Regions from separate parts of the Homo sapiens genome. Here region 2 is linked to region 1. Evidence: read pairs that join two places in POLR2A ChIA-PET (ENCODE). Cell type or tissue: A673. All regions are shown on one strand.

Region 1 (8,000 bases):
GTTAAATCCCAGTTATCCAAAATGAAAACATTCAGCCTCTGTCTTCAGTGTATTATTGATAAAGCATCTACAAATCTTTAGCTAAGGATGGTTCTGTAATGCCATGGCCATTGCAATGTTACATAAGAAAGGTGTCTATGTTTTTCCTCAGTTAGGTAATGTCTTTTTAATAATCCCCAACTCTGATATGTCATGGTTTATTTTAGTTAGTGTTCATTTAGAATCTCTTTCCTAAATGGCAATTAGCAGCACTTCTAACCCTTTCTAAAAGGAAAATATTCAAGTAATGCCTAAGGGAAAATACTGACCAGGGTAAAAGGTCAAAAGAAGAATACTCTGCTATGTTGAACTCTCAAGATCTGTTGACTGACCTGAGGTGACCATTACACAACTCACAACCATGAAGAACAAGGAAATTCAATCAAGAAAGCACTTATTGCAGAAAACCTTAAATGTAGACAAATTATGATTAATTTAAAAATATTGATGAAACTTATAGGCAAATTGTAGCAATATTTCAAAAATTTCTCATAATTGTCCGTTTATCTACCTACCTATTTGTTTCTATATGATGGGTATGATAGAAGTTGACATTCCTCAAAGTATATTCCATCTGCAGGATGCTCAGGGCGAAGTAGTTCCATAGTAAATAATTTTGGGACTTACCACCTGCTTATGTCTCTCTTATTAAGACAGTCAAAGGACTCTCTTACATAGAGAGTTCTGAGAAGTTCTGCAGTAAACAAGCCTATTAAAATTTATTCAGTTCAATGTTCTTCAAGTGTACTTGACTCCAAATCCTTCTTTACAACGATACCTATTTTGCATTCTCTTTTTCTTATCAATGCAAAAAAACAGATGAATCTGTTTTAACAGGGAGCTAACTTTTACTAACATTGATGCACACACACAATTTTAAACAAAATTTTTAAAGAAATCTTAACAGATCAATACTTATGGAACAAAAATTTTAACTTATAAAAATTTCTTATAGATTTCTAGGTTAGATATATATATGTGTATATATATGTATATACATATATATGTATATATATGTATATACACATATATATGTATATATATGTACGTGTATATATATATATATATATATATATATATTTTTTTTTTATGAGATGGAATCTTGCTCTGTTGCCCAGGCTGGAGTGCAGTGGCGTGATCTCGGCTCACTGCAAACTCCACCTCCCCGGTTCACGCCATTCTCCTGCCTCAGTCTCCCAAGTAGCTGGGACTACAGGCGCCCGCCACCACGCCCGGCTAATTTTTTTTTTTGTATATTTAGTAGAGACGGGGTTTCACCATGTTAGCCAGGATGGTCTCGATCTCCTGACCTCGTGATCCGCCTGCCTCGGCCTCCCAAAGTGCTGGGATTACCGGTGTGAGCCACCGCGCCCGGCCTCTAGGTTATATATTTTTGTGGTTAATTTGTAGGAATATTTAAAGGAGCTCATACTTCTTATACTATATGTTAAATTAATAAATCATTTTGAAGCATATAGAATGATGGACAATATTCCTGCCAAAAATACCTGAAAAAGATCTTTTCCTTATCTCTCACCCTCTCCAGCCAAAGAAAACCTCAGAGCAATTCTTGTTATGAATGTATATTAATTCTTAAACAATAAGTAAGCCATATTCCTTGGTCTATCTAAGAACAATCCGCTATCGCTAACTAGGGTTAGCAAGGAATGTAAGGGTTATTTATTTATTAGAATATTAAATAATGTAATTATTTCAAAAGGTTAATAATGATAAATCATTGAGAAAGATTTTGAAAGCCCATGATAAAAATTAAGCCTCTGTTTGTGTATAGCTCTGTGAGCTAGGACTTGAAGAATAATTATTTAACAAGATAACCAATGCCCACCTCAAATCAATTGCCAATCTCATCTTTAATGGTGAAAAACCATGGGAAATAAGAATGTCTTTCATTACCATGAACATTTCCATTTCAAACCAATACAATAAGAAACAAAGCAGAAACAAGAAACCAACCAATAATAATATATAATAAAACACAAGATTATTATTATTTTCATATAATATGTTAATCTAGGAAAACAAAAAATCATCCCACCAAATTTTCCAATAGTTCAGATAATTGGCTAGTATAGAATAAATGTGGGAAAAATGTCAATAGATTTTTCTCTAAATTCCTAAAAACACTCTATTATCTGAAACTGAAGACCTCACTAACAATATCAACAACAACAAGCAAGAATCCTACATAAAGAAAACTTTAAAAGTGTACTGAGTGATTTTCTCTTCCATAAATGATGAGTGGGACAAATGAAGATATAATCTGTTCTTGAAGAATAGATTTATTCAAATAAATATATCTATTCTTCCTTTTAATTTAAAGTATTAATGAATTCTAATTTAAAAACCTCAACGTTTCTTTCTTAACTTGGAAAATATCTTGACATTAATTTAGAAAAATTAATATGCAAGGAAGAGCTAAAATGTTTTGAGAAGAAAAATAATGGCTTAGAAGATTTTATGAGATATTTAAACTTGATTTGAATTCCTGGTAATTAAAATAATATGGTATCAGGAAAAAAATGGATAAGCAGATGAATGGAAAAATACATCAGCTTTTAAAATTGTTGCAGTACAATAGTGTTACAGGAAATTATTAAGGTTAAATACAGGAAGTATTTAGGGTCAAATAAATGAAACTATTTTAAAGAGGTTTTCATAGCTGTATAAACATTACGTAACCTTTATTTTGGTCGCATATATTGGGAATCTCCAAGAGGGGGATTTAATATCCCATATTCTCACAATCATTTAAACATGAAACTTTTTATTTTAAACTAGCTTATTGCTGGAACCATTATTCTTTGAAACATTGTTTGTGAAAGGCTGGCAAAACCAATCTAGAAACAGCAAATATTTGCTAAATAAATAAGAAAATCTTTTGGTCTAATAGCACACTATAAAAGTTTATCTCCTCATCGAGTATTCCTTGTTAAACCCTAAAAATATTTCTTTTAGTTTAAAAGGACAACCTTCTCTTATATCTCACAAATCCACTGTTAGTATAATGTCCAATTTCTCCTTTGCGCTACTATATGGCCACGCTAGGAGATACCATACAGCAGCATTTATCATTTAGATGTTAATAATTATTTCTAATTACTAGCTGTACTCCTAAAACATGAAAACAATATCGGAATATAATTGCACAAGAGAGATTCTTACCTAACAACTATGTATCAGTGAAGTTCCAAAATAGGGCCTGAGGAGAAGGTTAATTCATTCTAGGCATGGTTTATTAAGAGGGTCCCAAGAACAGTTGATAAGCCTTCAAGTTTGGGGATTCTCTAGCTGAGGGTCCATGCCTGTAGGATTCCTGGCAATTATAAAATTAATATGAAGCCTTGACCAGAATTTAAATTAGTTTACCTTTTTGCTGTTGTTTTTCAAATTCAATTTAGACTATAAATTAATACCAAAGTCCAGTAAAGTCAGTTTCTAAATTTAATGACATTGTACAGGGTTATTCTTAGTACAAATAAAAAAGATCCTCCCCAGCCCCTGTCGCTCTTCTACCTTATCCCCATATATGTAGCTTTTTGAAAACTGGCAAATACATTTTTCTCTTCTCATATATCAGCACTGTTCACTGTTAAGATTTTATCTCCTCCTATCTTTTTTTCCCAACCCTTTTCCTTTTCCTGCTTTGTTCCTTTCATCTCAACCCTATGACAAAATCTTCATGGATTGGCTACTGTCTTCCATGCGCTGTTTCTTTGTCCCTGTTCCTAATCCATAAGCAGGGACCCTGCTGAGCAACATAAGCCATTTCTTCCCCTCTGTCCTCCTCTGGGCTGCCTCAAACACACACACACATCTTTGGGTTAACATATCGCCAAGCTGAATGCAGCTGGAAGTTACAGTGGTTACTTGCATACCTTATGGGTTTAAAAGCCATAGATACATAGGAGTTTACTGCCTATACTGCATTTTGATTATAATGTCCAGTAAGTGTCAGCTATTGGACAATTAGCCAGTTAGCCAATAAGGCAGCTGGCTAAATGGTTCTCATTAGCATAACTTGACCTTTTTGCATTTGTGCAAGCCTTACTCTTTCTTTCAAAGATAGATTTAAGTCAGCAGTTCAACCAACTGGACATGTGCCTTATGCAAATGTTAAAAATTAGTTCCAACTCCTAGAGAGTGTGCCTCCTTTAAAAACCTTAAGCAACTTATAGTAACATTTAACATTCCTTAAAACCAGAGGGATGTCTAATCCATGATGCCAAACTACAAGTCCAGACCTAATCAATAATTCAATTGCAGATGAGAGATATTTTTTTCCTATGAGGAATTTATTCATTTGAGTTTAGTGAATTAAGTTTCAGAAAAAGTGGGAGAATGTATAATAGATATGATTTTGATGATAATACTATATTTCATCTGCTTTATATCAAATATTACAAAACATTTCCCATACTTAAATATAGGATAACATTTGTTTTAAATGATATTTTTCATAGACTATCACAGGCTACATAAGCCTATTATTATAAAAATTATACACATAATTGAATTGTAGTTGAGGGTATGAATGTGTCTATACATTTTATATTGTAAATGAAAGACAGAATTTCTGGTCAATTAATTAAAAATGAATATATATTCAGTGATTAGATTGGCAAAAGTATTAAAGTATTCTAAGTGAAAATGCAAATTGTCATGAGTTAGCCAAAGGAAATGCTTCAGTGGAATGAAAAACTGGCAAAAAGGTGTATTTTGCATTTCTCCTTGTACTCGATGTGGTGCATAGAGGCAGACCACTTACGAGATTTGCCATTTATTCCTGATACCCACGTGACCTGAGGTATGTATGAGATTGGGTGGCCTCAAAATATGCTTGCAGAGGTAAGAATACCAACAAGACCAGAAGCTGTGGCATTATTAAATCATAAACTACATTCAGGGAGGAGTGCACATTCGTTTTCATTTTGTAATGCAAGCAGAAAAGATAATTTTACTCCTGAATCCCATATATCTATTAATAGATGAAAAGTATGTTTGTAGATAAGACAAAAAAGATAAGATAGGAAAAAGTATCAAAAAATTTCTAACAAGATTGAAAGCTGATGGATACATGTAGCCATCATCTTTAACAGAATCAATTAGACTAGTAGAAGGTGAAATCATTAATAACAAAACTAGTAAATTATAAAACATCTAGGGTATTGTAGCTATTATTGAAACCTGTACTGCAATTATTTTACAAAATTTTTGAGTTTGATATAGGCTCATATATTTTTTTAAATAACAGATTTCCAAAAAATAAATTGAAGGAAAATATGCTGCTAGAATTACTGCAGTTTCCACATCCTTGAAAAACAAGAAAGCCTGTAAAATGTATAACGTTAGTATCAGAGAAAAATAATGAATTTCTTTCTATTCGTATTTGGGAAGAGAAAATACCTTGTCCCTACTCCAAGAGGAAAATGACATTCTACTTTGGTCACTATTGGATTTCAAAATAGCTTACTTTAAATGGAGCTCCATGCAGAAATAGGGCTAGAGATTTGCTAGTTTTAAGAAATGATAACACATAGATTTTACAAAAGAAGAAAAAATACCTTCAATGGAAAAAATAAATTTAGTAAAGCCTGAGCCATTGTTTTTTTGAGCTCTAGGAAAATAAACAATCAAATCGACAGCTTCACTTTGCAACTGATTATTACTTAAATACATTCATGACACCGTAAAGGAAAGGTAAAATAAAGAAATCGATAGTGTATCTGTTTGTGTGACTAAATATTGAATGTTTTTATTTTTATTTTTTGAAATGTTTTAGATAATCAGAATAAATATAGGATCAAATGTAAAACTACAAATGTAAAAACACTAGTAAGTAGTTTAACACAACATGTATTGAAATGAGGCCGGAGAAAACTTGCATGCAAAGTGATGACACACAGGCACACACAGGTCGCATTTCCAAACAAACTTGACACAGTGAACCAAATGAAAAGAATGAATTCTTAAAGTTAACATTTTATAAATCAATTTTTTAACCTCATAAAAACTGAGAAAAATGTCTTTCTTATTCATAATTTACACCAAAACCCAATAAGGTGCATTAAAAGATTTTAGAGAAGTGAAAAACAGAAAAAGACATTCACTAAGCAGTAAGCTTTCCTTAAAACTATGGTGATTACTAAGTGACATGCTAGAATGTCACATGGCTTACTATTAATTATTAATCAATTGCTATAGACCCGCAATTTTTGAAGCTTTTCCAGACCTCGGTCTTCTTCAAAATGAAAAAAAAATATGAATGGCTCACTCCATCTGCTCATAGAAGACAGATATCAGATAAAATAAACATTTCTCCAGAATATCAGAAGAACTAGTTTTACATCTTATGAGATACCAATGAACTCAGTGAATTTTATTCACCTCAGATAAATTAATAATTCATACTAAAATATTAGTTATAAACATTAAGATTAGAAAATGACAAACTACAAGTCTGTAGACATCCTAGAAGCCCTTTATTTTCTGTTAAAAGTCTTTCAGAGCTCTTCTCTTTCCTTCCTGAAAAATTCGGTCCTAAATCGTGAAGTGGGGCAGAGCAAGGCAAGCATCCGAGGTATGTGTGTGTCGGAGATGGACTGCAGTGGTCCAGAGCCTAAGCAGGTTGAAGATGGTCCACAGCAGGGTGTCCAGTGTCAGAATCCATGCAGGCTGGGAAAGGCATCCCTGCAGGGGTGGACTGGTGAGGAGATTGAGCCTGATCAGAGTTAGGAAGACGTCCATGCAGAGGGGCAGAGGGAAGTTGGCATAGAGTATCAACCCTGAGCAGGGTGAGGAGTGAGTCCACGTGGAGGGGAAGCTGGAGAAGGACAGGAAAAGAAACTCCAAGGAAGGTGGCCTGGGGTGGGATGTCAGAGCTCGAGCAGGGAGAGAAGAATGTCCTTGTTGGGGGTGGCCTGGTGGGAGATAACCCAAGCAGGGTCAGGTGCAATGCCTCACAGAGATGTGATGTGAGCTGTCAGAGTCTGAGCAGGAGAGGAACTGTCTACGTGGAAGCAAGGGCAGCTCAGATTGTGGAATCATAGCTGTGCAGAGAAGAGGAGGCAGCCTCGCAGGGGAGGACTGATGGCAGATTACATACAGTGGGATGGATCAATTAAGTAAATACATAAAAAATAATTGAGGGGCTGAGCACGGTGGCTCATGCCTGTAATCCCAGCATGTTGGGAGGCTGAGGCGGGCGGATCACGAGGTCAGGACTTCGGGACCAGCCTGGCCAACATGGTGAAACCCCGTCTCTACTAAAAATACAGAACAAATTAGCTGGGTGTGGTGGTGATTTCCTGTAATCCCAACTACTCTGGAGGCTGAGGCAGGAGAATTGCTTGAACCCGGGAGGCGGAGGTTGCAATGAGTTGAGGTCGTGCCACTGCACTGCAGCCTGGGTGACAAAGTGAGACTCCATCTCAAAAACTAATAAATAAATAAAAATAATTGAGACAGATTTCTCACTTTTGGAGAAGGGAGTTAAAAATACAGAAAGGGAGAAAACTAGAATAAACCCAGTTGTTGGATTGGATATGTAATGTCCATGTGAACTCATGGACTCTGATAGATAATAGATATGACGATGGATAAATAGGTAGATACACAGAAAGAAAGATAGATAATTAAAGATATAAATGTATGGATATGGAAGTTATCTGTATGTGTATTACATACATATATTTCCTAGCTTTCTCCACTGAGAGAGGTGGGAGCAGTGACACTCCAGTAGCAATGAACACACCTAACACTCACATCTTGGCTTTTAAATACCATTTTCCATGCAAAAGAGCCAGGGCTCCTTGAGAAAATAGCTAATTTCAAGGATGGGACAGGAAAAATACGAAACAGGACATCTTGTGCCAGAAAGTAAGGATGTGCTAAAAGGATATTGCGAACATGTCAAAAGGAAGTAGAAATGAGTTTAAATCGGC
Region 2 (8,000 bases), 750 kb after region 1:
ACTGTTCAAAGAGAAAATCTTCAGGTGAAACAGAGAGAAAAGACAACTTTCTAAAAAACAACAACAGCATAAACAACAATTAGTGTGACAGCTGGCTTCTCTAAAGCAGTAATAGAGGCCCCCCAAAATGGAATGTCTTCAAGGCGAAATGGAGTTAGAAAACAATTGCTAGCCTATATTATTCCCAAGTAGACCATCATTCAAGAATGAGGGTGAGCTCTTCTGCTACTTATTCCTGTCCCCCTGCCCCCTTTTTTCCCCTTTCCTCTTCTGTTTTTTAAAACATGTTTTTGGTTTCCTTCCCTCCCCTTGAGGCAGCCAGGGTTGGAGTGGCCTGTGGGGTCAGGGCTGAGGAAGCAGTTAGGACCAAGCGGGTGTGTTGGGCCCAGGAGGCGGTCAGGGCTGAAGAGGTGACTGGGATGAAGTCTCAGGAGGTGGGTAAGAGTAAGGAGGCAGTTGGGGCTGATAGGGCCAGTAGATTGGTTACATGCAGGAGGTATGAGGAAATAAGGGTAATGGGAGCCTGACTTCTCTCTGTTGAAGAAGGGAGTTATGAATATGGAAAGGGAGAAGACTAGCATACATCCTGTGGTGCTGACTGAAATTAGAGGTATCAGTATTGCCTGATGTTTTAAAAATACATGTAGATAGATAGATATAAAATAGATATAACAGATATTGGTATGTGTGTATACACATATGTATCTTTCCTACCAGTGTCCACTGAAAGAGCCTAAAATCAGTTTCACTCCAGTAGCAATAAGTGTACCTAGCATGCTGGATCTTGGTTTCTAGATGCTATTCTCCACCAATGGGGTATCATGTCTGCAACTCACTCTCAATTAGGTATGAAGATAATAATTGAGTGTCTATATGTGTACATTTTTTGTAGTGGTGGTATAGATGTAAATTTTTATTCCATTTGAAACAGATTTAATACCTAATTATCATCTTTAATCTGGGTTTTAAAAATATAAAGTTTATTTTGATCTAATTATTAGCTTAGATGACCTATGAAAACTGAACAAAAAATACTGATTCAAAGCACCCCAAAGTACAAGTTACACTTCTATATTATTTGACTTACTATTTTCCATGTTATTTCTTCTCGATTTAATATATTTCAAGCATATGGAATCCACAGTGTTTTATAATGGGAAGATAGTGGTATTTCGAATCACACAGTCTGTGCTGCTCTGTGAATTTGGGCAAGACTCTTATCTCTTTTTGTTCACTGTTTCCTCATCCACAGGCAACTCAGGATTGTTCAGCAACCAACCTGAAAAAAAACATGAAAAACCTAGGCAGAGTTACTGGCGTGTAAGAGGCATGCAATAAGTGTTGCTTTCCCTCATTTTGTTCTTTCTTTATTCCGTCTCTCACCAGTGTGGTTATGCAGGTCTCCTGGGCATTGGGAAATACAAAGCTTAGTAATAAGGAACCATAGTAAGAGGGCTGTGTGTTTGCCCCTTTGTTCATATCTGGCCTCTCCTTTTGTATTTCATTTTTGCCTTCATTTCTGTAATTAAGTCATCCATCATCATCCAGAAGATGAACCAAGTCAGATAGTAACCATAATTTGGGGAGGACAGTGGGTATAGGAGGATTGTGAAGCACTAAGGGTTACTAAGGGATCAGCAGCCAGTGTAAATCAGGAGATTAGAATAGAGAAGGTCTTTCCAACCAGAAGATTTTATCGCCTGCCGTCAGAGTAGCTTATGATCTCTCAGAAAAATACTGATTGATCATTGCTGAATGACTTCAGCTGATGCTCCTCTCTGATTCCTTACTCAGCTAGCAAATTTTAGCTGTTCTGAATCTTGGGGTCATCCAGTGTTTGCAGTTTCTTTTCTTTCATTGATATCTTCATTTTTTACTTTGTTACTTTGGGAGTATTTTTCTTGTTGCTAATTTTCTTTACACTTTTATATGTAAGTAGATATTCATTCCCTAAATGTCAACATACATTTTATGCAATTTTTAGTGCATGCAGACTCACTTCTGTTTATTTTGTATTCTTCTTTTCATGTCTGCAAGACCAGAAAATTTGTTCTTTAAGTAAACAATGTATCTGTAGGGAAGGTAGAAACCCTTATCGACACACTATTCATTCACGTCTGTCATCAAATGGTGAGTATGTTCAGAAGGACCTGGAGCTTAGCCTACTTTTTTGGTTCCTTGGAACCAAAAAAACTTGTGGAAAAATTCCACAAGTCTCAGATGAAGGTTCTGCTCCCTAGCAAGAGCTCAAGTGCTGAAATTCAGAGCCCATATCCTTAGTTCTATTCTAATTACTACCACAGTGCCTCACATCTAGTAGATGTTCAGAAAACGTTTCGATAAGTCACTCAGTAAGTAATTCGAGATCCTGCTTTTCATCCTAGGTATTTGTACTAAAGCCTAGAAACCAGAATAGGATGACTGTGAACCTCTACTGGATCGTGCTCTTATAACACCGCCCGAGTACCCCTTTAGCCACTGCCCTATTTTATGCTCTTCTTTCAAGCAAAATTTGAAACAAGTGTTCCAATTTCTACTTTTAACAGTGCCAATCCCACCCCATACCCAATTTAATTAAGCCTCCCTAGCATTCTACTCAGCCTTTAGGCTCTACCCTTGTCAAGGTCACCAGTGACCTCCATCTTCCAAATCCAGTGGTGATTTTTCTGTCCTCATCTTACAAAAACACTTGGCAGTAGTAGACAATATTGATCACTTGCTGCTTGTAACATGTTTCTCTTTTCATTTCCATGATACCTCTTTCTCCTGGGGTTTTTGTCTACTTCACTGACTGCTCCCCTTCTCAATTCCCTACATAGGTTCTGTAACCTCTAAATGTTAGAGGGTCTCAGGCCTGGCTGTGGGTCCTGGCCTTTACTCTGTCTACAGTATCTTCCCAGGAAAATTTATCCAATCATCCAACCCTGTGGTTTGATGTAACATCAAAATGCTTGTTCTGTGCCAATTGATATCTTCAACACTGATTTTTTTCTTAAATGCTGGACTCATACATCAAAATGCCTACGTTATGTTCCATCCTAGATATCTAAAAAGTATTTCAAGCTTACTGTGCGCAAAGTAGAAGTCTTGATCTCACCATCCTTAAACTGCTTCTTTCTCTATATTTCTTAATTCAGTGAATGCCTCTCCCCGTTACGTGGTCTTAAAAATGTTCCTTGATTTCTCTCTTTCCATTGTCTTCCCCTCCCCGTATCTGATTTATCAGAAAATGCTATCGGATCTATTTTCAAACTGTATCTTGAGTTTATCAACTTCTCTTCATCTTCACTATGACTATTCAAATTCAAGATGCCATTAACTCATTTTGCCTCTTGTGCTGTAATTATGCCTGTTGTGCTGTAATTATTCCCTAATTGGTCCACCTCCTTCTACTCTAATCCCCCTGAAATTTTGACTCCACACATTGGCTGTAGTAATCTTTAAATAATATAAACGTTTACATTGTATTCCCATACTCTCTCCCAACTCTTTCTTGGTGTTAAAAACCTTTCTTAACTTCCTATTGCCCTTAGGTTAAAATCTACACTCCTTATCCCAACCAGTAAGCCCTGTTATCTAGCTCGCCCTTCCTCTGTGGCTCCACCTTATGCTACACCCTCCACAGTCAGCTCACCACAGCAGCAAAGACTTTCTCCCCTCAAGCATTTCAAGCCTGTTTTCTCCTCAGAACCTTTGAACTAGCCACCCCCTGTGTCTAGAACACTCTTTCCTCCGATCTTCACTAGATTTGCTCCTCTTGTCACTCCAGTGTCAGCTCAAATGACAGCTCTACAGTGGCCTTCCCTGAATACCGCCCTAGTGCTTTCTATCACATTACCCTGTTTATTCTCTTATCAGCTAGGTTACCACTATTAAAAGTTAATCTTGTTAATTTCCCCATTGCCTGTCAATCTCCACTAGAGAGTCGGGTCCTTGTCTGCCTTTTTCACTCCCGTTCTCCTGCTGCTTACACAGTGCCTGGCACCTAGTATGTGCTAAATATCTGTAGAATAAATGAACCATTTTTCTAGGATTCAGCTAGAGCAAAAACCCTGGGACTTTGGGAGTCTTACCAGTCACTGGTCTGTGATACCTAGTCACATGCAGAGTTTCTCTTTTCCCACTTTGGCTATTTTTTCTCTCCATTCTTTTCTCCTTTTTCAGGATGTACTTGTTGTTTGTTTCTGCCTCTCAAAGCCTTTACAAAGCCACATTTTATTCTTGTCTTTTGACATCACCCACAGATTCTTTTCTGAAGAATAGTAATTCCAGCATGCTGTGGTCCATAAATCTGTTTCTTATTATGTCAAATTAGAGGACTTCCTGATCACTGGTCCTAGGCTTGTCTACTTTTCTTATAACAAATATTCCACGGTTTGGTAAGAAGTTGATGGAATATAGATTCTCCTTTGGTGTTTCTGCTTTTCTTGATCTTAATTTTTCTTCTCTGACTTCTTTTGTGATGAAGAATCTTTTTGATACTACTTCTCTAACTATATCTTTAACCAGAAAGTTAACTAAATATTTAAGCTATAATGGATGCCACACATTCATTTTCTGTGTATGTATAAATGTGTGTATATACGAGTGTATGTAATTATTAACTTTTTTACATGGCTCTTCCTTATATCCTAATTGATACTTTATTGCCAAAATAAATGTCAAATTGTAGGATACTGACTCATGTAAAAAGATTTATCTATTTTTTAGTACACAACAGAATATTTTTCCCTATTCATACAGTCATTCACATGCATATCCACATATTTTCAGAAATGTCAAGACGCTCCTAAGAGTTATTGTGTTCTGATTACATGATGTTGCAGAAAATTCCAATGCTACGTCAATAAATCTTTGGACACTTGTGACATTATATATACCTGGGCTGCCTGAAGAGCGAACTTTGCTTTACAACTTCATGTCTTAAACTTCTGGTCCTCAGAGTCTCTGCCCAAAATGAACAACTTCGTTTGTTATTGCTTTATCCAGTTTTTCTTTCAGCTTTAGTTTCCACTCTTGTTTTGTATTGTTAAATCATACCCCAGAGAATTCCTAAAGGTGTTTCCTCTGCTCTCCTGTTTTGAAGCCACGTTAAATTTACTGACTGTACAAGGACTACTTGGGCATCCTGTTGCAGTTCTTTATTTATTGGCTCTTGAACAACTTGCAGACTTAATGTTTCAACACTGCTTCAGTGTGAGTGGACTAGCCATAATGAAGGAATTGTGTGTGGATGATCTCACTCTGCAATTTAAAGTTCACGAGTGACATTAATTAGAAGTCCCATTAAACAGGATATGAAGGAAAGCTTCAAGCTCCCCAACTGCTAAAAATCCTATGCAAACTATCCCTCGTGCAGACCAGAACATAGTTATGGTTTCTTCAAGCTCAAGGATTTTGTCTCCACAGCACAAATGAGAAAGGTTACCAGTGATCAATTATATACATTATTGGGGATGTGTTTCTAAAGCAGAACTATTTTATCCTGAAATTCCTGGATAATTTTGGTGTTGTTTGAGTTGTTAAGTTGGAAGAAATACCCAGATGTCTGAAAACTTTTCTGACATTATTTTAGTTGACATATAGTGTGCAAGTGGCCCTGCTTTAAAATGAGCGTTATTTAATACACAGTAAACCATCTTTTAGTTCTTACATCGGTCTTAACTTTATTAAAGTCAAAAGTAATGTTTGGGGAGAGTAAAATCGTAAATATCATAAATATGATTCATAAATACTTTAAAAAAACAACAGAATTCCTAGTTGAATAGAAATTCCACTTAGAATTGTAGTTTATCTTTGAAAGAAAAACTTCTGGGATTGAGGGTAAACTGGTTTTAGAAAAGAAATCAAATGTTATGGAATTTGAAAATCTAATTTGGCATATATTAGATTAATGGCCTGTAAAAGCCGAAAGTCTGAATTCAGTTAACAGAGTGTTTGACTTAATTCTCTTCTTTCTTTTTCTCCTTTTCCTTTTGTTATTTGTGTTTAAATCTTGGTGACTTTTCTTTGTATGGGTTTAAACATATTGTACTGAATTTCTAAAGGGGCTGGTCCCTCAATGCTTTTTTTTTTCAGTGATTTTAAAGGAAGTAGTGGTCCGGAATTTGTGTGTATGTGCAATTACTCTTTTTCTGAATATATATAATCCCACAATTTTACCAAAGTACATATTTTTTTGCTTGCAAATAAGCATGGATTTAAAAATTTGGTACATAAAGAGTAAGGTTGGTAAGGCCTTTTCATGTATTTGTATCCTAATATGTTTTTATTTTTAAAAAATGTGCTGCAACTGATTGAACTAAATTTGATTTTGACTTGTTCCACACAACTGTAATTCCTTCAAAAACATGTCAATATGCAGTATATTTAAGGTGATGTCAGCAACAATTCCTTCTTTATTTAGGGTAATGTAATCTAAAACTATCAACCTTTTCTACTTTCATGAGCTTTTGACTTTCATACCATAATGTAAAAAATAATTTATTTGATTTAAAGCTTTTGGTAAAATATCCATCACTTGAAGGAAAATTTTTATTTAGATATTCTCTTTCCACTAAAATAGACTTTTCTATGAGTATCTGTGTTTCTTTCCATGTTGCAAGCCCTTTGAATTACTTTGGTTTAATTAGTTATTCCTTTATTTAAAAGTTAACATAATGGTCCCATTTTGTAGTCAAAGACTTGAACCAAGCAGGGTGATTCAGTTAGGGAACAAAATGTCAAATGATACCAGAATCTAGTTACCTTATCAATCCTCTTCAGATAGACATGATTAAGCAACCTTTTATATAATATGTCTGAGCCAGAGAGAAGAAATAATTAATATTGGAAGGATGTGGGAGAAAAACCTCGTAGATTGTCGTATAATGAGAGCAATCCATGATACATACATTTAAAGAAAGAAGAATGATCAGTGTCTCAAATTCAAAGGCTAACTTGGCTTACTTTTATGAGGACATCTCATTGATTTTCATGTATGCTAAGTTCTATAGAGTTCAAACTGAACAAAGAAAAACAAATGACATGTATGGTTGAATACAAGTACTATGTACAGAGGTGACTTGGGGGATAGAAAATATATTGAAATATTGAACAAACAAAGTAGTAACACTCCTCTAGCAAGACATTCATGCTGTGTAATTGTGTAATATATATATATATACTCGTTTTGGTTTTCATTGACGTTATTACATATTAATACTAAAAAGCATGTCCGATGTTAGTGTATGTTGGGAGCAAATATATGTGTCAGCACCTGACTCCAGTTCACTCACAAGCAGCCATGTCATTTATTTGTGCAGTAAATTGTTCTATCTATTAGGTGCACCAATATGAAAAGTGCTGGGGAAGGAATGGTTACAAAAAATATTCAGATGTAAAATCTGCCTGAATGAACTTCTGCTTTAAAAAGGAAGCCATGTACACATAAATCTATGAAATACAAGATAGTAGCAACTGTGTGGGGGTTTTATTTGTTTGTTTCTTTTGAGACAGTGTTTTGCTCTGTTACCTAGAATGTAGTGCAGTGGCATGATCACGGCACACTGCAGCCTCGAACTTCTGGGCCCAAAGCAATCCTCCTGCCTCAGCTTTTTGAACAGCTGGGACTATGTTCTGGCACTATGTTAGCCACATTGCCTGGCTAAGTTAAATTTTTTTTTTCTTTTTTTGTAGAGTTGGGGGTCTTGCTATATTGCTGAGGCTGGTCTCAAACTCCTGTTCTCAGGCAGTCCTCCAGCCTCCACCTCCAAAGGTGCTGGGATTATAGGCATAAGCTACTGTGCCCAGCCAAAACTGCATTTTAATAGAGAAGCATGTAATAGCAGGAGAGGTGACATGGAAACATGGAGTGAGAGTTCAGAGGAGAAAACGGAGAATATCAAGGAAGGCTTTATGGAAGAAGTAGAAATGTTGTTTGGAGAACAATATTCCCTTTTAATGTTTCTTGTAGCTGAACAAAGGTCATGTATTTCTAAAAAGGCATGAGTTTTTAGGAA

Evidence for each region. ChIA-PET counts read pairs that join two places held together with the same protein. Peaks named below come from ENCODE experiments on the same cell type or tissue, not always from the same donor. Only the 100,000 strongest peaks of a DNase experiment are listed, where the experiment ranks them.
Region 2: POLR2A ChIA-PET joins it to region 1 with 5 read pairs; 2 of 35 experiments call an interaction of 5 or more read pairs at or near these places.

The regions. Positions count from the first base shown.
Region 1 is chr4:147,148,064-147,156,063 of GRCh38, reverse strand. No RefSeq gene overlaps it. Among named protein-coding and RNA genes, the nearest start is that of MIR548G, 190 kb to the left of the region's middle. In A673, no CTCF peak of the experiment used is centred here; no DNase peak of the experiment used is centred here.
Region 2 is chr4:146,394,880-146,402,879 of GRCh38, reverse strand. The region is part of intron 5 of SLC10A7 (solute carrier family 10 member 7); the gene reads left to right. Among named protein-coding and RNA genes, the nearest start is that of MIR7849, 9.7 kb to the left of the region's middle. RefSeq lists an enhancer at 3,450-3,983. In A673, no CTCF peak of the experiment used is centred here; DNase peaks (open chromatin) are centred at 1,409, 3,809 and 4,269; H3K4me3 peaks cover 1,707 bases; H3K27ac peaks cover 4,759 bases.